Linked DNA regions of Homo sapiens: region 1 is linked to region 2. Evidence: chromatin loops called from intact Hi-C (ENCODE). Cell type or tissue: K562. All regions are shown on one strand. Each heading gives the region's core, and the rest is flanking DNA. Links, peaks and the distances in the headings are about the cores only. Region 1 overlaps BZW2 (basic leucine zipper and W2 domains 2). Region 2 has its middle 14 kb from the start of TSPAN13.

Evidence for each region. A loop is a pair of places that touch in the nucleus more often than their neighbours do. Peaks named below come from ENCODE experiments on the same cell type or tissue, not always from the same donor. Only the 100,000 strongest peaks of a DNase experiment are listed, where the experiment ranks them.
Region 1: a loop joins it to region 2, with 1.8 times the contacts of the local background. A loop is called at or near these places in 2 of 110 quality-filtered maps.

The regions. Positions count from the first base shown.
Region 1 is chr7:16,652,384-16,668,614 of GRCh38, reverse strand. BZW2 (basic leucine zipper and W2 domains 2) reads right to left here. Exons shown (of 12, transcript NM_014038.3): 2 at 3,114-3,178. The coding sequence starts at 3,171. Among named protein-coding and RNA genes, the nearest start is that of BZW2, 14 kb to the right of the region's middle. RefSeq lists an enhancer at 10,280-10,863. In K562, for the core only: no CTCF peak of the experiment used is centred there; a DNase peak (open chromatin) is centred at 7,424; H3K4me3 peaks cover 216 bases.
Region 2 is chr7:16,731,999-16,748,229 of GRCh38, reverse strand. No RefSeq gene overlaps it. Among named protein-coding and RNA genes, the nearest start is that of TSPAN13, 14 kb to the left of the region's middle. In K562, for the core only: no CTCF peak of the experiment used is centred there; a DNase peak (open chromatin) is centred at 7,819.

The DNA of each region.
Region 1 (16,231 bases), core at 6,406-8,905, 80 kb after region 2:
AAATTGCTAATCACTTATTTGATGTCAGCCCCTTCATAATAGCAAAGAAAAGTTAAGGATGAGAAATCATCAGGAGGCGTTTCACTACTAAGAAGAGCAGAAAATGAAGTTGACTCAATTTTTATTCCCCCATCAGGAGTTTGGCACAAAATGGCTCAAGTGTTGCTTCAATCCCCAAGAGATATGAGTTATATGAATCTAGATCAACTGGCAAATAATATATATTTCTCAGTGGCTCTCCCTGAGCACTCCAACAGCACAATCTTGACCACCAAGTGATTCAGAGGCAAACCGGTTCTGAAGGAGAGAAAACTTTCTGGTTCTTAACTGAAGACAAACGTAAGGGCCAGTTTACTCGCTGACTCACGTCTGCTGTTGTGCAACACATTCTGAGGCCCTCTCTTGAGCTCAGTTCCAGTGAATTAGCGTCACACTAATAAAGATGCTTGAGGTGGAGATCCAGCTCTGAGATTAACACGATCCCCCAGCGGCAGGCAATAGCCAACGTTTCTGTGCCTCATAGCTGGGCATATATTAGCTATTATCACATTACTAGGCTCCACAATACCTTCACTGTAATTAGGTTTCTGAACTATATTGGTCATTACTGATAAATCCTTTTAAAATCATCCATGTCCTTTTTTCCAAGACTGCTTTAAACAATAAGACAATGAATTCTGGTTAGCACTTTGTGTTTGATATCTGCTTCCAGATGGCAAGGGGCAATGTAGTGGGGCACAATTTGTAAGAGTAAGATGAGGACTAAATAGAGAAGTGGCTCAGGCTATACTTGTACTTATTCTTCTCATGCGGATAGGCCAGAAATGAAAAAAATAGAAAAGGGAGAGTGCAAAACAGAAAAACTGTACAAAGTAACTATTTTCCGGTCACTTGAATTTTTTTTAATTTTTATATTTTACTTTGAACATGAAGCTTCCCAGCAGATAGCACACAGTTAAATTCAGTCTTACTGCTTCCTAGTGACTCTTACAAACTCTTCTGATCCAAATGATCTATTATATTGCAATTTCTTTTCCGTCTACGTGACTAGACTTGTTACTTAAATGGAGACAGCACTGCAAGAGAACACAGGCTGCTTAGCACTGACTGCCAAAGGCATATAAAGTCAGTTATTAAAGAGATAATTTAGTCCTGCAAGATCATTACATGTGATTCTGCTCCAACATCTTTTACCTTTATACATACTTCCTTAAATATTTTTCAGTAATTCCCTTCAACTTTATTTAATTTAATCACTCACATCATGTTTCCTCTTTGAAAAAGTTTCCCTATTGAGTTCCAGTTCAGCGTTTTTTTTTTTGTTTTTTTTTTTTTGAGATGGAGCTTCACTCGTTGCCCAGGCTGCAGTGCAGTGGTGCAATGTCGGCTCACTGACCTCCCAATCCTGGGTTCAAGCGATTCTCCTTGCCTCAGCCTCCAGAATAGCTGGGATTACAGGCATGCGCCACCACGCCTGGCTAATTTTGTACTTTTAGTAGAGACTGGGTTTCTCCATGTTGGTCAGGCTGGTCTCAAACTACCAACCTTAGGTGATCCACTCGCCTCGGCCTCCCAAAGTGTTGGGATTACAGGCATGAGCCACCACGCCTGGCCCCAGTTCAGCTATTCTTACATCCAAGAGGACCTCTATATAATTATGCAAAACTGACTAAATATAAAATCATGTTTAAAATATTCTTGGCTTGGTGTAGTGGCTCATGCCTGTAATCCCATCACTCTGGGAGGCTAAGACATGAACATCGCTTGAACCCAGCTTCAACAACATAGCAAGACCTTGTCTCCACACAAAAGTGGCTCCTTGGGTGGCTGAGGTGGGAGGAGCACTGGAGCCCAGGAGGTTGAGTCTGCAGTAGCTGTCATGGCACCACTGTATTCCAGCCTAGGTGTCAGAGCAAGACCCTATTTCAAAAATAAATAAGCCACTAATTAATTAATAATAAATAAATAGGCGGATCACAAGGTCAGGAGATCGAGACCAGCCTGGCCAATATGGTGAAACCCCGTCTGTACTTAAAATACAAAAATTAGCTGGGTATGATGGCGGTTGCCTGTAATCCCAGCTACTTGGGAGGCTGAGGCAGGAGAATCGCTTGAACCTGGGAGGAGGAGGTTGCAGTGAGCCGAGATGGCGCCACTGCACTCCAGCCTGACGACGGAGCAAGACTCCGTCTCTAAATAAATAAATAAATAAATAAATAAATAAAAGTCTTTTATACAGGCCAGGTGCAGTGGCTCACATCCACAATCTCAGCACTTTGGGAGGCCAAGGGAGGAGGACTGCTTGAGGCCAGGAGTTTGAGACCCTGTCTCTACAAAAAAATTTTTTTAAAACGTAGCCAGGTGTGGTGGTGTGCACCTATAGTCCCAGCTACTTGGGAGGCTGAGGTGAAAGGACCACTTGAGCCCAGGTGTTTGAGGATGCAGTGAGCTATCATCACACCACTGCACTCCAACCTGGGTGACAGTGCAAGACCCTGTCTCTAAAAAAATATATAAAATATTATTTACACAAAAAGAATGCTAAGATGAACATTATAAAAAAACAGTCACTCACACAAATAGAAATTTTACCAGTCATCATCAAAATGGGTCTATAACTACTCTTACCACAATTGAAGACACTTGAAAATATGGTTTTTAAGGGGAATTTAGGGCAGTAGATTTATTTTGACTTCTTCATTTCTGAAAAATTAAAAAACTCTTCAATATCTCACTTCCTAATTTACTTTTCATTTTATCATCTTTGCCATCAACGTTTTCATAAAACGACAAAGAAAGCAAAAACCAAATACAATGCTAATGTCAAAACCAGTAAAATTTATCAATTGCCTTCATAACCTCCTAAGACAACCTGAACAGAGATATCTATCCCATTCTGTAGATGAAAACAAGTAGCACAGGCAAATTAAATAACTTGTCCAACAAGTAACTGGCAGTTCTATGGTTTCACTAAAGCACTTCAGATTCTACACTCAGAGCTCAAATGAGTAGAATCAGTGAGGCTGGGGGAAACAGGGATCATTCAGATTCTTCTCCAATCTTATATTTTGGTTACAACTTTAAACACACACACACACACACACACAACCTACCCCTTTTCCGAGTTTTGAACCGCTGGCCTGTTAGCACTGGCTTCTGATGCTTATTCATAAAATTTCTGAAAACAAAGAAAATAAAGATTATGTATTTCAGATAAGCAGTTTATATGGAAAACATATGGCCAATAAGTTTGGTTGAACATATGTTCAACCTCACTCATTACTGAATATGCCTCTTTTTTTTTTTCAATTGAGACAGAGTCTCGCTGTCGCCCAGGTGGGAGTGCAGTGGTGTGATCTCAGCTCACTGCAACCTCTGCATCCCGGGTTCAAGTGATTATCCTGCCTCAGCCTCCTGAGTAGCTGGGACTACAAGCGTGAGCCACCACGCCCAGCTAATTTTTGTATTTTTAGTAGAGACGGGGTTTCACCATGGTGGCCAGGTCTTGAACTCCAGACCTTGTGATCCACCCACCTTGGCCTCACAAACTGTTGGGATTACAGGCGTGAGCCACGGCGCCCGGCATAAATACACTTTTAAAAATGAGATCTAATTTTAACTTGGACTAGCAAAAATTTTAAAGTTTACTAATACTCAGTGTTGGCAAAGGACATAGGAAAAACAACCACAGACACCAACTTTGATGTAAAGGTTAAACTCCATGAAATACTTTGAGGAAAATTTTGGTGAGTATTTACTATAAACATTTACATGGGCATAACCTTGGTCCAGCAGTACTCTACCAGGAATTTATCCTGTAGCTATATTCACACAAGAATGCAAATATACTTGTATATGTAAAAGGATTTAGTTGCAGCATTGTTGTATACATAAAAAATGGAACATGAAATGTCCTCAAATAAGTTATAATTTAGGCACCAAGTGGAACACCACGAAGCTTTATGAAAGCAAGAATTAGATCTAACTGTACCACATTTCTGATCCTGGCTACCTTTCTGACGGTATATGTATGTTCAATACACATCTCGTCTCATCGCTCATTGAGTTCCAGTCACATTGATCTCTTTGTTGTTCTTCCAATAGGCCAGATAAGGTCTGGCTTCTGAGGCTCTGTTCCTGCCTCTCTTTCAGGAAAGATCGTCCCCAGCTGTCCACATGGCTATCTCCTTGCAATCATTCAAATGCCTCCCTGAAAATGGAGGTCTTCTCTGACCATCTCCACCAAAGTGGCCTGTTGTCACTAGCTCTCCTTACTTGGCTTTGTTTTTCTTTAGCAGTGCCTGCCATTTTATTATTATCTCTTTGTCTGGGGTCTATACCCTCCATGAGTGTAACCTCCACTAGGACAGGAACCTTGTAGGTTTTTATTCCATAGAGCTCCTTTAGCTCCTCCATTCTGTATCTTTTATATTGAGCAAAGTATAAACATATAATAAATACTTTTCAAATAAGTTGCTGGACTGTTATGGAAAGATGCTCAAGGGATATTGATAGTGGAAAAAAGCAAGCTGAATAAAAGAATGTAAAGTACTTGGTTAAAAGGAGGGTGTATAGAATATATGGTTTTCTATGCAATAACAATTTAAGAAGGCTACAAGAAACTGTTAATAGATTTTTTATCTTTTTGGTTTACCTTAATGGACAGGGATTTGAGTACTTTATACTATTTTACTGGATTTAATACACAATTTAAAAATTGCAATATATTATCTTTGAAAAAATGTAAGGCCTGCTCCACAAGACTTCTTAAAAACTGAGAATATGCTTGCTGACTTAAATATTATAAACTGAAAATATGTCTAGATTGCTTCAATTATGAAGTCCAAACATTCAATATAACATGCATTATTCAAGCAAATTATTTAATTACCTTCCAAAGCTTTTAGATATTCACTTGGAAATGTCTAGATTTCCTTAATTACTTATACCATCAAACAATAAAAAATTTACATTATTCAAGTAATTTAATTACTCCCAAAAGTTTTTTTTAAAAAATCCTTAAGAACATGAAAAAATTATTTATGTACCAAATTTTCCTTCTTACACATAAAAGAGAAACTTGTAGCTTCACATAATAAAAAATCTGTTTATTATTGAAAACGTCAAGTTAATCATTATTTTAGAAGAGAAACTAATCAAAAGTCACATAAAACAAAAAAAGTAATTACATGGCTTGAGAAATAATTTTTGCCAACCCTATAAAGTAAAATGAACTTAATACATCACGCTTGGGGATACAAAGGTTATTAAGCCAGAATCCATGCCCTCGAGAAACTCACTAGGAAGGATAAAATTCAAACATTTGCAACACAATGTAATAGTTCAAACAGTAGAAACACAGACCAGTGTAAGAATAAAGTAATTGATTGCTTATGTGTATGGGGGCAACAGCAACATATCGAAATCATTACAAATGCTATAAACTTAATCAATGAATTCCCATTTCATTTGATGGATGTTGAAAATAGAGCTTCTAATGCATCATTTATATTCACTGCAAAAGTTTCATTCAGAAACTTTCCTGCTGGCATTATAAACAGATTCACTCTGAATCAGCCAATACTTTATTGTTGCAAAAGTGATGATGATATACATATTATTGTCTCCATATCTCCCAAACACAAATATTATACAAAATATATTTGTGTTAGCAAAGAAAAATATGTGTCAAGAATTTGGGTGTTGGGTCTTGTACCAAGATGCAAAAAGAATGTAGCTCAACTGGACAGAAATCTCTCCAGCAGACTTCTCTGCCAAAGATGTTTTTCTTCTTTCTTTCCGTCCTTTCTTTTTCTTTCTCTCTCCTTCCTTCCTTCCTTTTTTCTCTCTCTCTACCTCCTTAGAGATGAGGGTGTTACTATGTTGACCAGGGTGACTTCAAACTCCTGGACTCAAGCAATTCTCTCATCTCAGCCTCTTGAGTAACTAGGATTACAGGCGCACACCACTGTGCCAGGCTAAAAATGGTTTTTAATTTGTAATTTCAAAAATTCTAAAGTGTGAGTCCTTCCTAAAAGTTTTGTTTTGGGGTTTAGAACACAAACTCATGGAATTCCCTAATTAACTCTTTGCACCTTGTTTTTCTTTTTTCTGTTAATGGAGAAGTACCACCAAACACAGCATATGAAAGAATTACTCTATTTTCAAATGTTTAGCTTTTATACTTACTTCCTTTCTAAGCATAAAAGTTTGTTTCTTTATAACCCAGGTATGTGGGCTTACTTTTCATACCCTCGATACATTCCATGTGGAGAAACACATGATAACATGTAAACATAAAAATGTATGCAAAGACTTTGGTATAACACCCAAAATTAACACAAACAAACAAAAACTCACCCACTGGTGGTGACAGACTAAATAAAGATATTCTGCTCTCCAAGAGTGTCTATCCTTTAGCTGTTACTATTTGGAGCAGAGGCCCCACTTCCCTCTAAATTTAGCTCTTCATGCTACACTATAATCTGCTCCAGTAAGGGTCAGCCTTTATAAGGTACTCACTAAGCCCTTATAAAAGCCCTGGCCTAAGAGAAGCAAGGACACTTTGAATAAGAAACTGCTCGCTTCAACCTAGGAAGATAACAAAGACAGTTCTATTAGGCCAATGTCAAAGGCTGTTAGTACACTGCCCTACAATGTATTTTCAAATCTAATAACTAAAAATACTTAAGTTTAAAAAAATAAAAGTTTAACAGTATCCTCAGAGACAAATCCCCATGGTGGTACAACCTATGCATCATGACAATTTGGCTTCTGTTTTAAAAACTATAAGCCACACACAAAATACACACATATTCTACCAAAATGGAACAGTTCCATGGTTTAAAATAATATTAAAATTGTATGTGAAATGGTAAACAAAATGGACTTAAGTATTTCACATGTCACCTAAGAGACTACATTTCTTGGATACTCCACAAGGTAAAAGAAGGCGATAAGAATACTAAAATGATCCAATCAATCAAATATTTAGAAACTTGATACTATATTAATGAATCGAACACTTTTGCATAAATTCCTATTTTAAGTGTAAATTGAAAGGTTTTTAGGTCTAACCTATTACATTTATTTCTGTTACCTACCTCAGTCTGTTAATCTTCTAACTGTCCTAGCATCTTTTTCAAATTCGGTCCCTTAACTTGCAATGAGACTCTGGGCCCAGGTGTGACAATGAGCCACACTGGCACAGATGCATCTCATAGCAACTGTGCACTAATCCTTCCAGTTACCCAGCCCACCTTAAGTGGATTAGCACCTTCGATGTAGACTGATCAGTCTTACCTGGGACTCTTCTTTAGTTCTCTCCATTTTGGAAAGAAACTGATCTACCAGAGGACTTACCTTCTAGTTGTCCCTACAAGGGAATGACTGCTCCTGTCTAATTATCCAGCACTTTGGTCTTAGATTCTATTTTTGACTGCTCTGGTATGACTCATCTTTGAACTATGATAACCTGCCTTACGTAACATGCTATATTACTAACATGTGCTATGCATATGTTATTCAAACAACTTTATGAGCATATATACTCTAAAGCAGGGAACACAACATTTTTTGTAAAGAAATAAAAGAAAAATATTTTACTCTCTCTGAGGGATATAAGGTTTCTGTTCCAACCACTCAATTCTGCTGTTACAGTGTGAAAGCAGCCATGGACAATATGCAGACAAATGGTCATGGCTGTATTCCAGTAAAACTTCATATTAACACAACAAGTGGTGGACCAGATTGGACCCCCAGGAGGTCCTTTGTGAACTCCTATTCTAGCGCATTGTATCCAATAGAAGTGTCTGTGATGATGGAAACGTTCTCTATCAGCACTATCTAATATAGTAGCCACTACTGATCCCTTGAAATGCGGCTAGTGACTAGACAAATAAATGTTTAATTTTATTTTATTTCCATTAACTAAATTTAAACAGTGTGGCTAATGGTTACTTATGTTAGGCTGTGCAATTCTTATGTCCCAAAACACTTAAATTTGATACAAAGATAAAAATACATCTAAAGAATAGAAATTTTTAATTAATATTTTTCAAATAAAGTAGCTCGAAGAGTAGTCTGCACAAATTTCAAAGCCAGGTGGCTAGAGTGAGGAAAAAAGAAAAATTACCACATTCCAAAGTAACACTCTGTGTGCAGTCAATACTGTTTAAGACTTTAGGAAAAAAAGACCTTTTTTTTTTTTTTTTTAAATATGGAGTCTCGCTCTGTCACCCAGGCTAAAATGCAGGGGTGTGATATCTGCTCACTGCAGCCCCGACCACGTGGGCTCAAAAGATCCTCCCAAGTAGCTAGGACTACAGGCACACTACCAGGCCCGGCTAATTTTTTATATATTTTGATAGAGACAGGGTTTCCCCATGTTGCCCAAGGTGGAAAAAAGACTTTGGAGTCTAAAAATTATAGGGCAACAACATAAAAAAGGATGAGTTCATGTCCTTTGTAGGGACATGGATGAAGCTGGAAACCATCATTCTCAGCAAACTATCTGAAGGACAAAAAACCAAACACCGCATGTTCTCACTCATAGGTGGGAACTGAACAATGAGAACACGTGGACACAGGAAGGGGCCTGTTGTGGGGTGGGGGAGGGGGAAGGGATAGCATTGGGAGATATACCTAATGTTAATGACGAGTTAATGGGTGCAGCACACCAACATGGCACCTGTATACATATGTAACAAACCTGCACGTTGTGCACATGTACCCTAGAACTTAAAGTATAATAAAAAAAAAAATAAAAAAATAAAAACAAAAATTATAGGGCAACAATATCATTCCCAAAGTATAAAACGTTTCATAAAGATATAATAACAACACACAAAACTCAATAAAATTGAGACACTTCACTGCAGTGTTCTCATGAAGTACTTTGTATTTAATAACAAGTTTCAAGAATTACCTTTTATTCTATATTTTAAATGAGTAAAATTATCTACTATTAAAATAAACTTTAAAAATTACCCATAACTATACAACATTTTCCTTTCCATTAATGCTAAAATTAAAAGAACAAGTAACATAAAATCCTTTACAGAAAATAAAGGAATCTAGGAATCTTTTGGGTTGATAACATTGTATTATCATTCTCTCCAAAGAAACAAAAAATAATTAAGTTGGTTCTAAAAGTTTAAATTATTGACACTCTAAGCAACAAACTAACTATATGCCTATAATAACACTATACAATTTGTTGCCTGAAATAACATTAGCTTGTTTAATATCCTTATCATGATTTTGTAACAGCCTCTGCCTACTCAAAATCACTCAGCCAGTACAAAAAGCTTAATTACTAACAAATACTATGAAAGTTGTAGTATTTATAATAATTGAAAAAAAATTAAAATTCAAAACATGACACGAGTTATTTGGGCTTTAATAACTCTTTATAAGGTAGATAGTTGGCACAAGTAAAGAGTCCACCATTAAAGTTCTTCACTGGAAAATATATACATTTTTGAGGAGAATATACTTTTTTTATTGTTTTTTTTTAGTTTTTAAGAGTTTCGCCATGTTGCCCAGGCTGGTCTCGAACTCTTGAGCTCAAGCAGTCCTCCTGCCTCAGCCTCCCAAATTGCTGGGATTCCTCACCTGATCCTGTTTAATGCTTTTTTTTTTTAAGTTATTTTTATTCTTTTATATTATTCAGGATAAGAATGAAAGGAATAGGGAAATGACAGCAACATATAAATATATATATATATATACATTTTTCTGAGACGGATTCTTGCTCTGTTGCCCAGGCTGGAGTGCAGTGGTGCGATCTTGGCTCACTACAACCTCCACCTCCTGGGTTCAAGTGATTCTCCTGCCTCAGCCTCCCAAGTAGCTGGGATTACAGTTGCACGCCACCATGCCCGGCTAATTTTTGTATTTTTAGTACAGACGGGGTTTCACTATGTTGGACAGGCTGATCTCAATCTCCTGACCTCATGATCTGCCCACCCCGGCCTCCCAAAGTGCTGGGATTACAGGCATAAGCCACTGCGCCTGGCCGACAGCAATATTTTTATATTAGAAAAAAGAGCATTTGACCTTATTTTTCCCTTAGAGCTGTTAATGCAAATCTCCTTTCAGAAAACATAAAGGCACCATGAGAAAGTTTTCATTTTATTATAATACTTCCAAAACTACTTTACACCTTAAACTAATTAGAAGACCTAAGTTGTAAATGCTTGAATGCTTGTTTTTAAAATTTCCTTTTAAATAAAAATAAAAATATTACAAAAATTACATTTTAAATATCCATGTAGAAACAAATTAAGGCAACTACACAATGTCACTTACTTTATCTCAGTGAAGCTATTTTCAAAAACTTTTAAGAAGTATAAATTAATTCCTAAAATCCTTTCATTCTAGGAATCACTTCCTGGTCTCTAGTTACTGCAATTCTACTTTTCTAAGAGGTCCCTTAAGGCATGTGCATTCCTTCCTCTGGGCCCTTGCACTTTCCCCAGATGGGTTATCTCCCAGGCCCTGCCCTTCCCCCAAGGGCTAGCCAGCTCATTCAATCTTCCAGATGGTCTAATTTTACTGATGTCATTCTTAGGTCTTTCAACACTCTGAAGACACAAACACATATACACTACCCACATTGTAGCATACTTTGGCTTTTAGAAAACCCGTCCCTCAAATATAATGTTTCAGGGTACTTTAACAAAATGCCCTAAAACTTCTGCTCTCGATACGTTAAGACCCTTAGGTCTGAAATGTCAGTGAAGTGCTGAGGTTGAGAAACCCTACTGTAGAGAGGAAACAATGGTGAGCAAAGCCAGAGGTGGTCCCTGCTCTCAAGGGCTGAAAATTTTGCACCCAGATCTGAACATACCAGTGGCAACTAAGCACATATTTTATTGAACTACTTACTCGTATTTGCCAAATACTGGTGTCAAATTTTAGAAAAAAAAAAGTTTATCACTAGATAGTCATATCTCAAACCAAAAGTACAGTTAGAATGTACAAAATACATGTTTCCCAGTCTCTGATACTAACAATTTATTTCTGAAATTGGTAATTTTACATCTTATGCAATTTAGTGGAAGGGCAGAGGATAGGCAAGAATATGGGTTTTAAAGAGAGCAGAAAAAGAAGCTCAACACCAGCAGACAAACTTTTTCTACTTTAGGATATTGCATCAATGGAAACAAAAACAAGAAAGAAAAGAGAAATTTTAATATACAATGTGTGACTTAAAAATGTTAATTTCTATGACTTTGAGAAAACAATGACATGCTATGTAGATACAGCAAAATGCAATATTCTATATACATGATGTGATCTTGGCTATGTAAAATACATTTACGTCCAATGGTGGTCAACATGAGTAGTGGGTTCAAGGCACCTCTTATTCTTCTTACCTATACTTGTCTATATTTTCTGTAAAATAAATGCATATCCTTTCTATAATTAGAAAATTGTATATACTTAAGTGAAAACGTTTTAACCTCTTTTGAAGTTCAAACCAATTCTCAAAGAGTCACGAGCAATAATAACATTTTTGCATAAAAAGATATGTGCCACAGGATCTAACTATCATTCCCTACTGAGAGAAACCAAAGTTTCTTGGATAAATGGCTGACTCCAAGGCTGGAGCAGGGGAGATTCACTATGATCCTGGGATGTCTTGTGTTGGCAAATTCAAAAGTGTCTAAAAAAAAATCAAGCTAGATCAAAACAACATAAGAGCCATCTTGAGGACAATTCCACTGGCCTAGCCCAGGGCAATTTGAGGACCCAAATAACTAAGGATAATAGCTAATAACCCATTCAAAAAAATACAAACCCATAGGTCCATGCTCATAACTTTTAGCTTCATTTTAAAGAAAACAAATTTTTCAGTACACAAGGAAAGGGAAGTAAGTGAAAGATTTTCCTTCAGTAGAATGTCAACTAATAAACAGAGAATGAAACATTGAATTAGAAAATCACCATTTTGCAACAATTAAATAAAAAACTGATTCATGCAAGAGTAATCAATGTATGCTAAACCTACTTGTGTGTGTGTGTGTGTGTGTGTGTGTGTGTGTGTGTGTGTGCGCGCGCGCGCTGGGGAGTGCTTGATGATCAACAGGATACTTACATAGCCTCCAAGCATCTTCACATAAATTTTTTTAAAAATATAACTACATATTGGAAAAACAAGACCATACCTTAACCAAAGGACAACATACAATCACTACAACTCCAGATGTTTTACACTTAGAAGGACATATTGCTCATGTGGTACCCCAGACAAAAACACATGACCTGAATAGCTAATCATGAGGAAACAGATGTATATCTAGGGACATTCTCCAAAGTAACTGGTCTGTATTCTTCATCAATGATAACGTCTTTCCAAAACAAAGGTTGAAGAACTGTTCCAGGAGAATTAAAGGTGCATTGCTAAATGCAATACACATTCCTGGACTGAATGCTGTACTGGGAAAAAATATTTATGTATATATATATATAGTCATTTATATATATACACACATATATATGTATATATACATACACACACACACACATATATATGACTATTGAGACAACCTAAGAAGTTGGAGTATAAAGATAAAATTATGGTATCTATGTTAAAATTTACTGAATTTTTTTTTGCACTGTGGTTCTGTAAGAAAAGTATCTTATTTTTACAGAATAAATACTGAAGAAATAAGAGATAAAGGCAGAAAGTGTATGCAACCTACTCTCAAATGATTAAGAAATAAAACTGATTATGTACACATAGAACCCTGGAGCAATGGCAAACACAGGAAGCCATATGTATTTTAGGGCATGGCATGGTGGCTCCGATCTGTAATCCCAGCACTTTGGGAGGCAAATATCATATGATCTCACTCATGTAGAATCTAAAAAAGTTGGTATCACAGAAGTAGAGAGTAGAATAGTAGTTTCCTGGAGACAGGAGAATAGGAGTGAGGTGGGGATGGGGAAAGATTGGTGAACAGGTACAGAGTTACAGTTAGGAAGAATAAGCTCTAGTGTTCTATTGCACAATAGAGTTATTATAGTTAACAATAATGTATCATATACTACAAAAGAGCTAGAAGAAAGGATTTTGATTGTTCTTACCAGAAAGAAATGATGAGTGTTCAATGTAATGAATATGCTAATCACCCTGATTTAATTATTACACAATGTATATGTATATGGAAACACCACACTGTACCCCACATATGAAAAATTACTATATGTCAGTTAAAAACAAAAATGTTACATAGTAACTTAAGTAATTTAAAAAAACATTTTCCAGCATTTACCCATCAAAGTAATTTCTTCCTTCAATAAAGAAAAACTATGAACTAATAATGCTTCCATTAAACAAAACCCCTTTTAATTAATAGATTTATGAAACTTTTTTTAGAATTTCCTCTGGAGTCTACAGATCATTCTTTTGACTATACTCAATGATGAGAAATTTCCTTGTTTGATAGAGGATTTAATTTTAGAAAGTCGCCAGAGATCATTCAGAGTCTAATCCATTGAAAAAAGTAGGTGGCCACTTTGAAGCTATCTGGTGTGTCCAACCAGGTTTTTATGACAAAATACTGAACAGAAGCAAAAAAGTAGGTGATTAAGCTGAGAAACAACAGCATCTTTATTTGAAAGTGAGAGGTAACCTTTAAAAATCACTGATTATAAGGTCAGCTCATCATGTATATTATAGAATATTTAAGGAAAAATTAGAAAAAATCTATCAGTCTAACTTTCAGTAATGACCACTGTTCACACTTAAACACAGTATAGTATACAGGCTGGGCACGGTGGCTTATGCCTGTAATCCCAGCACTTTGGGAGGCTGAGGCAGGCGGATCACCTGAGGTCAGGAGTTTGAGACAAGCCTGGGCAACATGGTGAAACCGTGTATCCACTAAAAAAAAAAAAAACAATTAGCCAGGCATGGTGTTGCACGCCTGTAACCCCAGCTACTTGGGAGGCTGAGGCATGAGAATCACTTGAACCCTGGAGGCAGAGGTTGCAGTGAGCCAAGATCATGCCACTGTATCACAGCCTGGCTGACAGAGCAAGACTCCGTCTCATAAATAAATAAATATCATCCGTTTTTTTTTGGGGGGGGGGGGTTATATACAGAAAAAAATTAAAATTAAATTCTACCATCTTTTCTCATATTATGCTAAAATACAATTTAAAAATGATTTGCATTTGGACTTGGAGTTATATAACTTGATTCAGTGATATTCTCTGAATCTTTATTTTAAAAGTCATCTGTTCCATTGCATCACTTTAGGAAAAGCAGAAACTCTTATAGAGAAGGAAATGTCCTTGAAATTTGTTAATAATATTATAATTTTAAGCTTAGAAAAAAGCAAGATGGTCTCTATATTATTATTATTACTTTTTGAGACAGAGTCTTACTCTGTCACCCAGGCTGGAGTGTAGTGGCACAATCTCAGCTCACTGCAAACTCTGCCTCCCTTGGATTCTCGTGCCTCAGTCTCCCAAGTAATTAATTTTTGTATTTTTTTTTTTTTTTTTTTTTTTTTTTTGTAGAGATGGGGTTTTGCCATGTTGGCCAGGCTGGTCTCGAACTCCTGGCCTCAAGTGATCTGCCCACCTTGGCCACCCAAAGCGATGGGATTACAGGCATGAGTCACCATGCCCAGCCAGTCTCTATATTATTTTAACTAGTGATTTAAAACTTTAAAGTAATAACACACTGATGGCAAAAACAAAACAAAATCAAACAAACAAAAAACCCCAACACAGTACAGAAGGGTAGTGCTCTTCCCAATCTTTCACTCTTGACCTTATATCCTAGCCCCACTCCATGGAGATGATAATAATTTAAACCCTTTAACATCATCCTATGTAACCTTTTAGAAAATGCCTATGCATTCGAGATTTTCACCTCCACTGAAGACAAAAGTAATATTTATTATTAATGAGTATTCTCATCTCCAATGTTCCTTCCTCCAGAAAAGTGCTTTTTCACTGGAAGATACCTAAATACATGTTGAGCTTTACATAGTAGAGGAGAAAGATGATTTTATATGAGATTTACTTTCCACCTAGAGGAAAGGAGCTATGGACAGCACACACAACACTGGCCTTGCTAACTGAGGTGAGGAGAACCAGGAGATGAAAATCAGCAAGAAGTGGAGTGGCAATGCCAGAGAGCAAGTTAGTTTAAGACAGACACAAAACTGATGGGAGTGTTGGTGACTATTACTCCAGTGGGAAGTCAGAAGACAAGTTATTAAAGTAAAAGAGTGTTGAAGTGTTTGCCTCTCTTCAGAGGATTTTTAATCATGGAAAAGAGGAAAATAAAATCTTCAGAAAAAAAAGAAATAAAAAGAAAAGTAAGGCCTAGACTGGTAGACAGTGAGAGAATTCTGTTTTGGAGCAATTGCTTAAAAATCGTAATAGTGGACCTTCAGGAAGCTCAAAGGTGGTGGTGGGCATGAGTCCAAATATTGGCTCACTTACTAGTTCTCTCAACCAAGAAACTCCCATCCTCCCAGAAGGGGACCTGCCCAAGCCTGTCTAGCAGGTGAAGCTTTATTTGAAGGGCTACACACACACACACACACACACAAAGTTACTTTCCATATGCATGCTTATTACATAATGAGAGCATGAACTGGATAGAAATGCCAAGCCTAGTCTAGGGCACGCTGATGACATGGGACTGGATTCCCCAACACAACTTTACAGAAGTGGACCATACAAAATTGAATTAAAGGAAATAAAAAAGAACTAGTACAGAGCTACAAGCTCTCTGAATCATACATTTTAAAAAGGTTTAAGCCAGGTATGGTGGCTCATGCCTGTAATCCCAGCACTTTGGGAAGCCAAGGCGGGCGAATCACCTGAGGTCAGGTGTTCGAAACCAGCCTGGCCAACATGGTGAAACCCCGTCTGTACTAAAAATACAAAAATTAGCCAGGCATGGTGGCAGGCGCCTGTAATCCCAGCTACTCGGTAGGCTGAGGCAGGAGAATCACTTGAACCCAGGAGACAGAGGTTACAGTCAGCCAGTCAGCCGAGATCACACCATCGCACTCCAGACTGGGCAACAACAGCGAAACTCCGTCTCAAAAGAAAAAGGTTTAAACCTACAGAGAATCATTCATTTATTTGTTTGCCAAATATACCAGGTCTGGTACTAGTCAATAGGGATGCAGCAAGCACTAAATCAGGCAAATTTCATGGAGGTCACTTTCTAGCAGGTGGAGCTTTGTTCCAA
Region 2 (16,231 bases), core at 6,443-8,942:
AATTAGGAATAACAAAGACAAACATCAATTTTTCATATACTTTCTTAGTCTCTGAATAAATCTTTAATGTGAGATGACCTTCTAACAATTTAGGAGATCGGTACGCTTCCTTCCTCCTCCTTCTCCTCCTCTTCCTCCTCTTTTCCCACTCTTCCTCCTTTCCCCCTTCTCCTCCCCTTCCTCCCCTCCTCCTCTTCTTCCTCCTCCTTCTCCTTCTTCTTCCTGCTCGTTTAATATGTTTTTGAGGCCGGGCACAGTGATTCACGCCTGTAATCACAGCACTTTGGGACGCCGAGGTGGGTGGATCACCTGAGGTCAGGAGTTCCAGACCAGCCTGGCCAACATGGTGAAACCCCGTCTCTACTAAGAATACAAAAAATTAACAGGGTGTGGTGGTGGGCACCTGTAATCCCAGCTACTTGGGAGGCTGAGGCAGGAGAATCACTTGAACCCGGGAGGTGGAGGTTGCAGTGAGCCAAGATAGTGCCACTGTAACCCAGCCTGGGCGACAAGAGCAAAACTCTTCTCAAAAAAAAAAAAGTATATATATATATATATATATATATATATACTTTTTAAAAATGTATATACGTATATATACATGTTTTTGAGTCAGGGCAATAACAGAATTCTTGTGCATTAGTCTAGATCTTCTGAGAAGCAGATGCCAAAACTGGGTTAGATGTGCAAGCAATTAATTAGGAGAAATGTCCATGAGGGGAAATAGGGAGGGAACTCTTGGAGGCTGGGAGAGCTAAAAGACCACAGTGCAGGTTTGACATCTGTGAAGGAGAGAGAGAATAAGGCAAGAGAAGAAAGGAAGGGGAGAGAGAGGAGGGAAGGAAGGGTCTATGACTGCAGTGCAGTTTTAAGGAGATTTGGCAAGGCCAACAGGGAGTCCAAGCCAGATGTCAGAGAAATCCCACATGCTCTCCTGGAATGACCCTGCCTTAGTGTTCCTGCCACGCTGTCACAGGCTGGAAATATCAGCACAAATGCTGTGATGGATTTCAGAGTATAACATGGGACTGGCTTCATTTATGCTCCCCACAATAGATCTGAGAAGTACATTTTCTTGAAAAATAATTCTGATTACATTTTTTCCCTGTATTCTACAAAGATTTCTCTAGTCACATTTCAAACCATCTTTCAGTTTTGCAGTCTTCATCATTTTATCAGGGAAGAAAATTCTCTCACTTCACTGGGTAATCAATTTCAGATTTTAATAATTCTTTTCTTTTCTTTATTCTTTTTTTTTTGTGTTGCGGGGGACAGGGTCTCGCCCTGTCGCTCAGGCTAGAATGCAGTGGTGCGATCTCGGCTCACTGCAACTTCCGTCTCCCAGGTTCAAGCAATCCTCCTGCCTAGTTGGGATTACAGGCACGTGCCACCATGCCCAGCTAATTTTTGTATTTTTAGTAGAGACAGGATTTCACCACTTTGGCCGGGCTGGTCTTGAACTCCTGACCTCAGGTGATTGGCCCGCCTCAGCCTCCCAAAGTGCTGGGATTATAGGCATGAGCCATCGCACCTGGCCAGATTTTTAAAATTCTTATTGTAAAACTCTTTTCATGGTTAAGGTTTAGTTGACATTAACTCAAATTTATGAAATTCTTATTATTCAAACTTAAGGTCAACATTTATTTTTAAATAATTCAACATGGCAGTCAGGTGAAGTGCCACATGCCTGTAGTCCTGGTTAATCAGAGGGCTGAGGTGGGAGGATCACTTGAGCCCAGAAGTTTGAGTCCAGCCTGGGCAACATAGGGAGATCCTTTCTCTAAAAAACAAACACACACAAACAAAAAAAAAATCCCAAATATTATTCAATCCTTTTCAGACAAGACCATAGGAGGAAAAAAATAATAATAATTGAACACTAGGATCTGATCGTCCTCAATAAATCCTAAGCTAAATTACTCCTAAACTGTTATACAGCACTGTTACCGACCCTACCAAAATACTTTCTTGACCTCCAAAATATAAACATGAAATTAGATAAACTTATAATTGCTTATCTAATTGTTTATCATAGATAAGTTATAGCCACATAAAATATCAGTGGTATAGTTAATTTTAAATTGCTTCAACTATAGTCCACATTGCTATAAACTTCAGTGTAATATTTTCTTAGCTAATCAAATATTATTATTAAACAAATTGACCATTTAAAAAATATCTGTCAATGATTTTAAGTGGATTGATTCGGTTAAATTTTTTCTAATGACAGATTTTTTATTACACCTTTTTCCATTTTTCCTCTGATTCTGCTGCTTCCTAAGCAAACAAAGAAAAGAACTGGAAACTTTCCTTTGTAATGATTTGCAATCTTTAGGATTGAATGAAGCATAGGCAGGGAGCTTCTTGGCTGACAATGAGACAAAGAAGCTGATCAACAACAGAAGTCTCTCTCCTTCTAAGTCTACCCTTTGCTCTATTTTCTCTGTGTTATCCTACTCTTTTGAACGTATTGCCAAACATTAGCCATTAAATGCAACACATTCATTGCTCCTACAATAATAGTAAGTTTCCCTTTTGCTATGCAGGATGTGTCACTGTTCACACCAGAGGACTTCAAACCAGAATTCAATTTCAGAAAATGTTTTTCTTCCAACCACAAATTAAACATGAAGTTTTTTTCTGGCTTTTACCAGCCAGATGTTGGATGTAAATTCTTTTTTTCTTTTTCCTTCATATAATGCCAGCAAGAATAAAACATACATATCTATTTGACCATCTGGTTAGATTATATCAGCACTAACATCCCAATTCTAAATTTCTAGAAGTGAGTATTTTTAGTGGTATATTTAGCTACTACGGTATTACATATAATTCCAGAGCCTAAAGAGCAAATCCAGCTCGACAACCAGACAAATCCAGCCTGGCCACTGACAACCTGCCTTCAGTGAGGGGGACAATCAGCTTTAATGACTGAATAATCTACCTACTCTTTGCCTCTTTATTCTCTGCATCCTCCCTTTCCATTGGTCTTTTACTCCCTTTTGGATTCTGAGGCCTGAATCTGTTTCCATTTTGAATATTGTAGGCCAATGTGTTGTATTTATTTGTCCAAAGGCCACTTCAACAGATGCATGTTTGGCTCTGAAAGCTAATAATGCTGATAGTGACAGGAGGCAGGCAGATGCCTAGGCAGATAGGGGAGGGTCCCCGGTGAAACCGAACCTTCAAGCCAAAGACAGTTTAAAGCCCAGCTACAAGTGCAGGGTAAATCCACAGACCAGATTGAGAACCTGTCTTCCTATTTGGCATGCTTTCCTCTGATTGATCTCCACCCTTCACCTATTGTACATATACCTACCCTTTCTGAATTGGTTTTCTCCCCTGCTGTGCCCACCTTTGAGTATTGCCTTTGCTTTAGGCTTTCTCTACATACTCACTCACAAACCAATCAGTACACACTCCCCTATTCTGAAGCCATAGAAGTCCTGCCCTCAGCCACACTGGGAGAGAAACTACCCGACTGTGGGAGTGGGGGACCATTTCCCCCACCACTTCCCCTCTCCACTGAGAGCTGTTCCGTTGCTCAATAAAATTCTTCTCTGCCCATCCTCACCCTTCAATTGTCAGTGTATCCTCATTTTTCTTGGACTTGTGACAAGTGCTCGGGAGCCACTGAACATGGGTACAAGCTATAGAACGGTGGGCCAAGTGGGTGGGGTGCCTCCAGTGGCAGGCCTGGGCCTGAGCAAGGCCCAGGTGAGGGGAGAGGGGCATCAAAAGTTGTGGAGGTCCCTGGTTGGCAAAGTGGCCAAGAAATATCCTGCATCAATACTGCCTCAATTAATACACATAAATCGGAGAGTAATAGGTAAGAATGAACAGGGGAAAGTGCAATTAAAGTGGCCAGCTGAGTTTATTTAAATAAACTGTCATTGTGTTTAAGAAAATGAAAGTAACCCTGGCATTTATAAGGGTGATTAAATGTTCTTAAGTTTTATAAAAACATCTTTCTGTCTCTTATCTATGAAGAATTTATGAGTCCTAAAAGTCAGATTGATCAGTCTAATGCAGCTCCTGGTGTACTGGTAATCCTCCAAACTGGAAACAACTCAAATATTCATTAATAATAGAAATGGATAACTAAATCATGGTACATTCACATAACAGAAACCTATCCAATACTAGAAACAAACAAACAAAAAAATACAGCTACGGCAACAATATGAATGTGTCTTACAAAGATAGAGTTGAGTAAAAGAAACCAGAAATACAAAAATATATATTGTATGATTCTCTTTATAGAACAAAAACATATAAACTTACAGTGTTTAGGGATGAATGTCAAAGAGTGAAATTATGAATAAAAGTGAGGGCTTGATAATCATAAAAGTCAGGGGAGTCACGCATTTTGGGGGTCCAGGGGCGGGAAAATAGTGATTGGAAAGGACCACAGGGTCTGAACCCCTGCATGTTGATAGCATACCCAGATGATTACTTTATGATTAAGCTATAAAAGAGACCAGTGAAGGTAAGATAAATACTTATAGCCTAATGTGCCAGTAATCTGAGTTTTAGATTATATAAACAATGTTATCATAGAAAAAAATAGTAAAACCATCTGTGTATTTTTTCAAACTTAATTTCTTACACACATTTTTCTTTAGAACCATAGCTGTTTATTAGAGAACGCAGATGGTGAAGTGACCTTTCTCATTTCACTTCAGAGGACTTTGCATATTGGCTGTTACTGCCAAAATTTACCAATTGTGTGTTTGTGATATTTCTGACAAAGTCTACTAGATACAACCTACGACAAAGACACAGAGTTTTTGGAAATAAAAGTGTGTCAGAGTTAAGTCATATCCTGTTTACACAAGTGCAAATACACTGGAACACATTGTTTAGTACTTTTCCGAAATAAGGTGAATGGTTGAAATGTTTAAAGCCCTATTATACACCAGTCAGAAAATACTTTTATTCTCTCTCTTTTGATAAAGGGCTTCACAGTGTATTAAATTCTACACCGTTGGAAATTATTTCCTGCTAGAAGTTTGAGGGCTGTTTGCTATTAAATTTTATCTTCCAGTGGTGTAGAAAGGTCCAAAGCCATTTTGATTCTTTGTATGGGGTGATTCGGATTTGGTTTTATTTTTTTTCTTTCCCTTTGGAAGTTTGTAGAATCTTGACTTCGATTGCAGAGCTCTGAAAATTTGCTCAAGCTCTTTTAGGAAAAGAATACAAAGTACAAAATACAAAATTTGGTACAAAAGTGAATATTTACATTTAAAAAACAGCAAATTAAAAATTTTCAAAACAAATGATATGGTGATATATACCACAAGCCTCCTTCACAAAATCCTGAAAAATATTATATAGTTTATACTAATTAACTGCCTTATAATATGCAAATAGCTCTATAATACATTTTTTCCTACCTTTTTTTTTTCTTTTTTTTTTCTTTCTGAGACAGGGTCTAACTCTGTCTCCCAGGCTGGAGTGATAAGATAATGGTCACAGCTCACTGCAACCTCAACCTCCTGGACTTAGGTGACCCTCCCAGCTCAGCCTCTTGAGTAGTGGAACTACAGGTATGTTCCACAATGCCAGGTAATTTTTTTATTTTTTTGCAGAAATTTTTCCCAGGCTGCTCGCCACATTGCCCAGGTTGGTCTCGAACTCCTGGGCTTAAGCGACCCACCTTCCTCAGCCTCCCAAAGTGCTGGGATTACATGCCTGAGCCACCACACCCAGCATTTCCTACTTTTTTGGCTGCTTACTTTTTCATATCTTCTTCATATGACAATAGTTTTGTAATATTTTCCAGAGAGAATAGAAAAATAATTAAGTCTTTCCTCCAGCATGGTTAATTAAAGCTATTTATTATCAATAATTTATGTTAACTATTTTCTTCTTTACAACTTATAGTCACAATTCATTATTAGTGATACTATATAAATTTGGGGAAATTCCTTGTCTCAATTATTTATTTTTATATAATACATTACCCCTAAATTTAGCAACTTAAAATGCTAACCATATTATTATACCTCGCGATTTTGTAGGTAAGGAATTTAAGCAGGGCTTGGGGGTCCAATTCTGCCCCTATGGTGTCACTCTGTGGTATTCAGGTGACACTCAGTCTGGTCTGGAGGGTCCAGCCTCACATGCTGGGGTTCAACCGGGATGTTCTGCCCCTCCTTACAGCCTCAGGACCTCTCCATGTGGTTTCTCCAGCAAGGTTGTTGGACTTCTTACACAGTGGCTCACTGTGCTGAGACAAAGTGGAAGCTGCCAGTACTCTTAAAGACAGGCCTCAGCACTGGCATTGGGTCACTTCTGATGTACTCTTTTGGGCAAAGCAATCACAGGCCAGCACAGGTCCAAGGAGAGAGGAAATAGACTCAACCTCTTGGTAGGAGTCGTAGCAAAGATTTTGTGGCCAGTGATTCAGTTGCAGTTATCTGCTGCTACCTAGCAAACTACCCTCAAAACACAGAATCTTAAAACTACAATTTATTAACATCTTTCACAAGTTTGTGCATTGCCTAGACTCAGCTCAGTGTTTCTCACTTGAGGTTCCTCATTCTGCTCAGTTAGTTGGAGGCTGGGGTTAGAGTCCTCTGAAGGCTCTAGCGGACTGGACATAGAAGATGCCCTCCTCACCACTTCTCTGGAGCCTCAGCTGGGATGGCTGAAATAGCTGAGGTATACTGGCCTTCTCTACATAATTGGCTTAAGCTTCCTCATAGCATGACAATCTCAGGGTAGTTGAACTTCTTACATGATGTCTTGCTTCCCCTACATATTTCAAGAGATCCAGGCAGAAACTCCAAGACTTTTAGGGCTTAGTCTCAGAAGTCAGCCAATCCTTCTCCCACAGTTTTTGGGTAAAAATAAAGTAATACTACCAGTGAAGGTTCAAGAGGAGAAGACTACACAATAACATTAATACCAGGAAGCATTGGGGGCTATCTTTGAGACTGGTTACCACACCCTAACAAATTTCTTTTCCATCTGTGGCACTGCACCATTGTGTTTCACTGCATGAACTGACACAGTGGAAGTACCTTCATACATGGGACCAGCAATGACTTAACTATATATGGAAGTGACTGCAGGCTATATAACTACATTGTACTAAGTCCAATCTAAATATATCCCTAACTCAACTTACCCCTAACTAAATCTCAGTATGTTGATGGCCTCTATAAAGCCACCTGGCAGAGGTGAAGTCGTAATAGAGTCAACAGCCTTAATGGTTTGAAATTTAAATATCTTAAGTTTGCAAATTTTACAAAAAGATAGGACTATGTGAACACATTCCCAGAATCCCTCCCAAGGCCTTGGAAGAGATCTATTTATAATCTTTTAATTCTTTCCTGTTCTCCACCCTCAGTTCCTGCCTATTTCAGGATCGCTTTCTTCTGACATGCTACTATAGCGTCTATAAGTAGTCTTCTTATCTCAGACTTTAGTTGCTTCCATCTATTCTCTACCCTTCAACAAAAGAAATCATTCTAAAAAATAAATTTGACCTGATTGTCACTCTCGCTTAAAATCCTTAATGGCTCTTTGCCATTTTAAAGATTCCTTAACATAGTTTACAAAGTTTTTCAAAGCCTGGACCTTATCTATCTTTCAACCTAATTCTTCTTACTGACCTTCAAGCACTCTTTGATCCAGTCACACTGAACTATTTTTAATTCTCTGATATTCTTTTCACTCTTGGTCGTCTAACTCCTAGGTCTGGGTTAGGCTCTGTATTAGTCAGATATGGTAGACTATGCTGTAACAGAAAGTTTATTCCTCCCACGTGCAAAATTGAGTCAGAGCAGCAGTCCTTCATGCAGTGACCCAGCAGTCTGAGCAGCTTCTATCTTATCATGCCAGAGGGAGAGAGCCTGGAGAACACACACATGCTCGTAAAAACTCCACTCAAAAGTGATTCATGCAACTTGGCTCCCAGTCCTTTGGCCAGAATGAATCAAATGGATGGAATAATTGGTGAGCACCACTAATTATACTAGGAAGGAATTAAAATTAGCTGAACATTATCTTTAAACTATGGCTACTGTATCATGGTGTAAATTACTGGGAAAAATCAAGTTAGTAAAAAATCTTCTCCCAAACCAGAAATCACAACGGTAATAAAGAAAGAAAACAAACCCTTTTATTACTCAATAAACATTAAACCAGAATGTGATGTACATCATAGGCAATCTTCTAAGAGATTGCAAAAACAAAAAGGAATCTCACCCTCTTATATCATCAACCAGATATAATCCACTATATACATGCTTTCAAGATAAGCAATAGCTACTTCTGTTTTGAGACAGGGTCTCACTCTGTCACCCAAGCTCGAGTGCCATGGTGTGATCTTGGCTCACAGTAACCTCGACCTCCAGGGCTCAAGGGAGCCTCCCACCTCAGCCTCCAGGGTAGCTGGGACTATAGGTCTGTGCCACTATGTCCGGCTAATTGTGTTTAGCTTTTGTAGAGATGAGGTCTCGCTATGTTGCCCAGGCTGGTCTCAAACTCCTGCAGTCAAACAACCCTCCCACCTCGGCCTCCCAAAGTGCTGGGATTATAGTGATGAGCCACCATGACTGGCCAATTAGTTTTCAAATAAGAGGACTGCCAACACCATTTGTCACACCATAGTTTATCCTACCTTTACCTAGCTATTGGGGTGACCGTCTGCATTTTTTTCTAGCCTCATACAACAATCAACACAGAATACATCTGTGAACAAATGGGGCAGGGGGTTTCCCACTACACCAAGCAGCAGACACCAGCAGGGTGTCCTCTATGTCCTCTAATTCAATTCTGTTGCTATCTACCTGGAGATAGCCTCACGTCCCATAGGTTGAGGGCTCAGTCCCCAAGATTATCCCCTCCTTACCACTAGTTGCAAGTCCAGGCTTCCAGAACTTCTGATTGACCAGCTTCAAATTGGGTTTCCCATGACCCCCTCTTTGGGTTCGATTAATTTGCTAGAGTGGCTCACAGAACTCAGGGAAACTTACTTGCATTTACTGGTTTATTACAAAAGATATTTTAAAGGATATAAGTGAACAGCCAGATGAAGAGACTCATGGGGTGAAGTCTGGGAGTGTCCTGAGTGCAGGAGCTTCTGTCCCCGTGGAATTGGGGTGCCACATCTTCCTGCACATGCTTGAGTTCTTGTTCACCCTCTTGTAAGCCTCCACATGTTCAGCTGTGGGAAGCTTTCCAAACCCTGTCCTTTTGGGTGTTCATGGAAGTTTCATTACATAGGCATGATTGATTAAACCATTGGCCATTGGTGATCAGCTTAACCTTCAGCCCCTCTCTCCTCCCCAGAGTTTAGGCGGGGGGTGTTGCTGAAAGTCCCAGTCCTCTAGTTGTGTCTTAATATTTCCAGTGACCAACCCCCATCCTGAAGCTACCCAGGGGACCATCAGTCAACTCACTAGCACACAAAAAGACATCACTTCAGAATATCTAAGAATTTTAAGAGTTGTATGTCAGAAAACAAGGAAGAAAACCAAATACATATTTCACCATATCACACTATCTATATTAGTTAATTGACTTTATCCAGAGTGTCATCCAAAAGGCTATCAGGATGGCTAAATAGTAGAAAGGAGAGCTTTTTGGGCAATATTGGTTTGCAAACTTGTAAGAGACATTCTCTGGCATGTGCCAAAGGTGTTCTCTCTTGGAAAAGGGGAAGGACAGGTTGGATTTTATGCCTCACAGGGCCTGTATCACACAATAGAGTCATAGATATTCAACAGGTTGGGGGGAAAAGCTACACGCATTTAGGAGAGGAGCTGAGTGCATGCACAGTGAGTAAATACATATGTCACATACATTCCATGTACACTTTGTGGTGAAGTTTTACCATTAAAATGAAGTGAAATTTGGCTCTTTATCTCAAAAGATGAACTACAGAACACAAAGACAGTTTGTGTGTGTGAAGTCTCCATAAACTGGCTGAAATGGCTTAAAGTCTGCAATAGCTTATCAGAAAAGATGTCTATCCTTTGTCCAGTCAGAGTGTAGTGGTTTGGGTTGTAAATCACGGGAGAGGTCTGACAGTTCCTATTGTTAGGAAGTTTAGAGCCATAAGGATTCAGAAATCTGCCTTGCCAGCCGAGCCTCAACTCCCGCAGGTGATTTTGTTTCCTCAACTGTAGGGTTCCTCTTAGTTGATAAAGGGGAATTTGTTTTGGTGTCTCAGATCGCAAGATGTTTGAATCCCTCTTTAAAAAAAAAAGATCACAGAGGGGCAGGCCAGGCATGGTGGCTCATGCCTGTAATCCCAGTGCTTTGGGAGGCCAAGGCAGGCAGATCACTTTAGGTCATGAGTTTGAGACCAGCTTGGCCAACATGGTGAAACTCTTTCTCTCCTAAAAGTACAAAAATTAGCCAGGCGTGGTGGTGCATACCTGTAATCCCATCTACTAGAGAGGCTGAGGCAAGAGAATCACTTGAACCTAGGACGTGGAGGCTGCAGTGAGCCGAGATCACAGCCTGGGTATCAGAGTGAGATTCCATCTCAAAAAAAAAAAAAAAAAAATCGCGGAGGAAAAACAAACTTCTTCTATCTTTATGAGAAGAGATAGTTGTGCAATTTGAAGCAAGGTGCCCACCTAAATAATCTCCACTGAAACCAGTATGTAGGGTGCTATCTCCCTGATGTTTACATTTCAAAGAGATGGCCCCTAGTTCCTTGAAAAAGGCATTCATATGTCATAAAGCTGGAAACCTCAATCTAGTCTTCAAAAGGATTTATATACATTTCAAAAGAAGAGAGTATCTACAATTACAAGTTTTTTTTAAAGTAAATGCTCAAAATAAGAGGAGAGAAAAAATTCTTCCCTTTTCAACAGGGAGAAATAAGCCTCTTATTTTTCATTTGTATGTTCCCTTTCATTATGCACATATTTTGATAGGTACACAAGACAATTAAATAGGTGAAATTTCATCCAACAAATATTTCTAAGATTGCTTACTATTGTCAACTGAAGAATGATGAGGTTCATACACAAATTTGGAAAGAAGAGCTTTATTTTTCATAAAGAGCTGCAGGCTGCAAGTTGGCCATTCTGACAAGCTGGGAAGCATAACCTCCAACCAGAAGTCAAAAACAAATACTTCGAGGGAGGGACAAGGGGAACAGGAATTTATGCTGAGCAGGGTGGCCAGATATACATATTCAATAAGCCATAAGAGGAGTCCTGAATAGTTATGAAAGGAGAAACATGCATGTGTGCGATTGAGCTTCATGCCCCTTCATGGGTCCAATGTACAAAAAATGGTGGCATTAGCATGATCTGAGGGTAGAGTTTTCTGCCCTCTGACATCAAAAGGTAAAGCAGAGGACTTGAAAATCCTTACTGTATATTCTCTATAGACTGGCCAAAGGAACTCGATTGTTCGTGCTGTCTTATCAGGCAAAAAGTGAGCGACAGTATCAGGTGGTTGGTTGATATCTATAGTGGAATCTTTTGAAAGGGCTGGTTTCTATTTAGCCCTTATGGAAGAAAATCTAATCATAGATTGCAAAAGAAGGGGTATAAGATGTGCGTCTTACCCTTATCCCATCATCGCCAAGAACTCAAGTTTTCAAGGTAGTTCTGGGGTCCTTTGGGCCAAGAAATGGTCTGTTCAGTCAGTTGGAGGCCTTAGAATTTTATTTTTAGTTTATGTTATGTACTAGCCATGCACTTGGCAAATGAAAAATCCTTTATGCTTATTCTAAACTAAAAAGCTCTGAAAATTATACAAATTTTTATATCTAGTGCTGAGATTGTTTTGGTAGCAAAATTTGACCTAAAATGACATGAAACTAAGTATAATCTTTATTTAGTTCACTTGAGGTAAATAATCTTAATACATTTTGCTAAGAATTATCAATGTTCTTGAATCCTGGGCAAGACCCCAAATCCTGCTTTATTAGCTTCAGTTATCATTTTACTTTGATTTTTGAAGGAAAAATGCATTAAAACATGGAGCAGGAGGTAGAATATTAGATTCAATATAGATAAGTGGTATTTAAAAAAATTTAATTTGGGGCCAGGCACTGTGGCTTACGCCTGTAATCCCAACACTTTGGGAGGCCAAGGAGGGTGAATCACCTGAGGTCAGGAGTTTGAGACCAGCCTGGCCAACATGATGAAACCCTATCTCTATTAAAAATACAAAAAGTAGCTGGGTGTGGTGGCAGACACCTGTAATCCCAGCTACTCGGGAGATTGAGGCAGGAGAATTGCCTGAACCTGGGAGGTGGAGTCAGCAGTGAGCTGAGATCATGTCACAGTACTCCAGCCTGGGTGACAGAGTGAGACTCCATCTCAAAAATAGAATAAAATAAAATAATTTAATTTCACATTATATCCAGTTAATGAAGTTGGAAGAGTAGAAAGAAAAAGAGAAAGAAAAAGCAGACAGACTGAAGGAAAGGGGAAATGCAAGCACCATGTATACAAATGAGGGCAAGAATCTTATTTGTTTTATTTCTAGTTAAATATCCAGAATTTAGCACAGAGCCTAATACAAAGTAGAAGCTCAACAAATATTTGTTTATTTGTTTAATGGGAGGGACAGGAGGAAGTACAGCAGGATAGGCACAGAAAATAGAAACAGTCACAGGATAATCACCAAAGGAAAAGAAACAAATATCATATTCCTAAAACTGGAGATGGGGGAAAAGAGAGAAAGAGAGAGACAGAACACAAAGCTACATACAGAGAGAATGAAAAAGACAGGAAAGAGAGAGACTAAGAGTGTCTGAGCTATTAGCCTGGTGACAGCTCTATAGAGATGAGAGGGACTTTAAGAGACCTATTATCTTTGATCCTTGAAATTCTAACTCACTGATTAAAGACTTTCCTCAAATTATTTATACTTAAATTTTTAGAGGCGGCTTCTGAAAGGCCTGGCCACAGCAGTTCACCAAAAGTGAAATTATTCTTTTGGTTGAACTGACACGGAAAGATGACATGATGGGGTTGTATTTGCCTGGTGAGTTCTTCCTGCTCACTGCACAGACAAAATCAATTCACTGAGAATGGGGCATTTCAGCAGAGAAAGAGTTTAATAGACACAAGGCCACCCAACGCAGAAGAATTGGAGTCATCACTCAAATCAGTCTGCCCAAAGGCTTAGAGTTTAGGGTTTTTATGAATAATTTGGAGAACAAGGAGCTAGGGAACGGGTACTGCTGTTTTCTGTTTTGTTTTGTTTTGTTTTGTTTTGAGATGGAGTCTTGTCTTGCACTGTCACCCAGGCTGGAGTGGAGCGGCACGAACTCAGCTCACTGCAATTTATCTCAAATAACAAAGGTTCAGGGTAAGTTAATTCTACTCAAATTTACAGGAAACCCAAATTAGATTCAACAGAGATAAGCAGTTCAAATTTCCCGGTAAGAGTCACTAACGGGGCTTAGGTATTGGCGTTTCCTTGAATCGTCCTCTAAATTGTCTATCTTAAGATTAATTTGTTAGTGATTTTGTTACAGTGAATAAGACTTCTGATCTATATCTTAGCCACATGTAGGAGAATCCTAGCTTTTTTTCTTTTCTTTTTTTTTTCTTTTGAGACGGAGTCTCGCTCTGTCGCCAAGGTTAGAGTGCAGTGGTGCGATCTCGGCTCACTGAAGCCTCCTGAGTGTCCCTGTACCTAACTCCATGCTCACACTTAGTCATCAAGTCCTGTTGCTTTACTTTCAAGAAATGTATCACAAAATCTCCACTGCTTTCACGGTGCCCAATCACCCCTCATATTGTACCTGGGTTCCTGGCATGGCCTCTGACCAGCTTCTCTTCTTCCCCTCTTACTCTCTTGGCACAAAATTTATGATACAATCTTGCTGAAGAGCTTTCAGAAGCTTTTTGAATTCTGGGATAAAATCCAAATTGTGTAACTTGACTGATTAGGCCCAGCCCACTTGTCCACTGCCCTCACTTCCCCTGCTTCCGTCTCTCCACTGACCTCCTCTCCTTTTTCTTGTTCTGAGGCCTCCTCAAATCTCTTGTCTCTTAAAGCATCCTCATGCAGACTCATTGTCCATTCCACCAGAATTGTCCACTCTCAATCCTTCTTCTTCCTCTCCCACCCTAAATGCCAGGTCCCTACACCGCTTTCTTGTCAGTGAGGCCTGACTACATTTCTTTTACCCTTTAGTTCTCAAGTTAATTCTCTAACTCTGCATTTTTTCTTCAAAGCATTCCCAACAATTGCAAATGGAAGAGTTGCCTCTGCATTTATGTGTTCATCTTCCCCCACAAGAATATAAGCTCCATGAGGTCACAGATTAGATATGGTAAATTTCAAAGATAATTTTCATTTTTAAGTTTTTTGTTTGTTTGTTTTTGAGACAGGGTATCACTTTGTTACCCTGGAGTGCAGTGGCACAACTGTGGCTTACTGAACCCTGACCTCCCAGGCTCAAGTGATCCTACCACCTCAGCCTCCTGAGTATCTGGGACTGAAGGTGCGTATGCCACCACACGCAGTTAATTAAAAATTTTTTTTTTTTTTTGTAGAGGTTTCACCATGTTGCCCGGGCTGGTCTTGAATTGTTGGGCTCTAGAGATCCTCCCACCTGGGCCTCCCAAAGTGCTGGGATTACAAGTGTGAGCCACCGCGACTGGCCTATTTTTAAGTTTCTTATTAATACAATAATAGGCTTGCAAAACAAACTTATTAGAATTTGTACTTTGAAAGTTACGGGCCAGCTGCAGTGGCTCACACCTGTAATCCAGGCACATTGGGAGGCCAAGGTGGGCAGATCGCTTGAGCCCAGTAGTTTCAGACCAGCATGGGCAACATGGTGAAACTCCGTCTCTACAAAAAACACAAAAAGTAGCCACTGTAGTAGCATGTGCCTGTAGTCCATCCAGCTACTCCAGAGGTTGAGTTGGGAGCATCATCTGAGCCTGGGGAGGTCAAGGCTCCAATGAGCCATGATCACCCCACTGCATTCTAGCCTGGGCTACAGAGTGAGATTCTGTCTAAAAAAAGAAAAAAGAAAGTTCTGCATTTTCTTTAAGGGTAGTAGAACATATACTTAAGTACCCATGCCTGGAAGTCATGTTTCCGTGACTTATTATCTAAAGATTTGGATGAGTTACTCAGCTTTGCTAAAATGGTTTATCAGCTGCAAAGTTAGATTCATAGCTCAACCTTACACAGTTGTTTTGAAGATAAAAGGAAAATTGATTGTTTGGCCATAGAGAATTTAGAATAATTGCTGAAATGACAATTATATTTGCCCATTCACATTTGCGGAAGCCTATGTATTTATTTCATTAGTATATATTTTAATTTGGCAAATGTTTAAATTATGGCTGAGTGACAAGATTCCTAATATGGAAGCATTATAGAACACAATAGCGCACTGCATATTTAATGGTATCCGTTATATTAATCTGTCTCTAAAAGTAGTTCATGATCAATTTTATGTTGCCCACTTACTAGATATTTTATCATAATTATCTCAAATACTATAAAAACATTTTGACTTATGTCTTATTCTAGTATCTCAAGTACTACAATAAGACATTTTGACTTATTTGACATTTTATCATTATTATCTCAAGTACTATAAAAGACATTATTAACATAAACTTGACTTCAGAAAATCAGCAGGGGCTGAGCATTGGGCCTTAAGTCTGTGATCCCAGCACTTTGAGAGGCCAAGGCAGAAGTATCACTTGAGCCCAGGAGTTCAAGAAAGAAAGAGAAAATAGAAATAAAGAAGGAAAGAAAGGAAGGAAAGAAGGGAGGAAGGAAGGAAGGAAGGAAGGAAGGAAGGAAGGAAGGAAGGAAGGAAGGAAAGAAAGAAAGAAAGAAAGAAAGAAAGAAAGAAAGAAAGAAAGAAAGAAAGAAAGAAAGAAAGAAAGAAAGGGAAAGAAAGAAAGAAAGAAAGAATACTAGCAGAGCTGTTGTGCTTCATGCTCAATCTGGACTTCCCTGTGGGATTCGTAGTGTATTAATTGGCGTCTTGGTATCTTAGCTTCAGCTGCTACAAAAAAAAATCATAAGCAGGGCGCGGTGGCTCACACCTGTAATCCCAGCACTTTGGGAGGCTGAGGCAGGTGGATCACGAGGTCAGAAGATCGAGACCATCATGGCTAACGTGGTGAAACCCTGTCTCTACTAAAAATACAAAAAAATTAGCCAGGCCTGGTGGCAGGCGCCCGTAGTCCCAGCTACTCGGGAGGCTGAGGCAGGAGAATGGTGTGAACCCGGGAGGCGGAGCTTGCAGTGAGCCGAGATC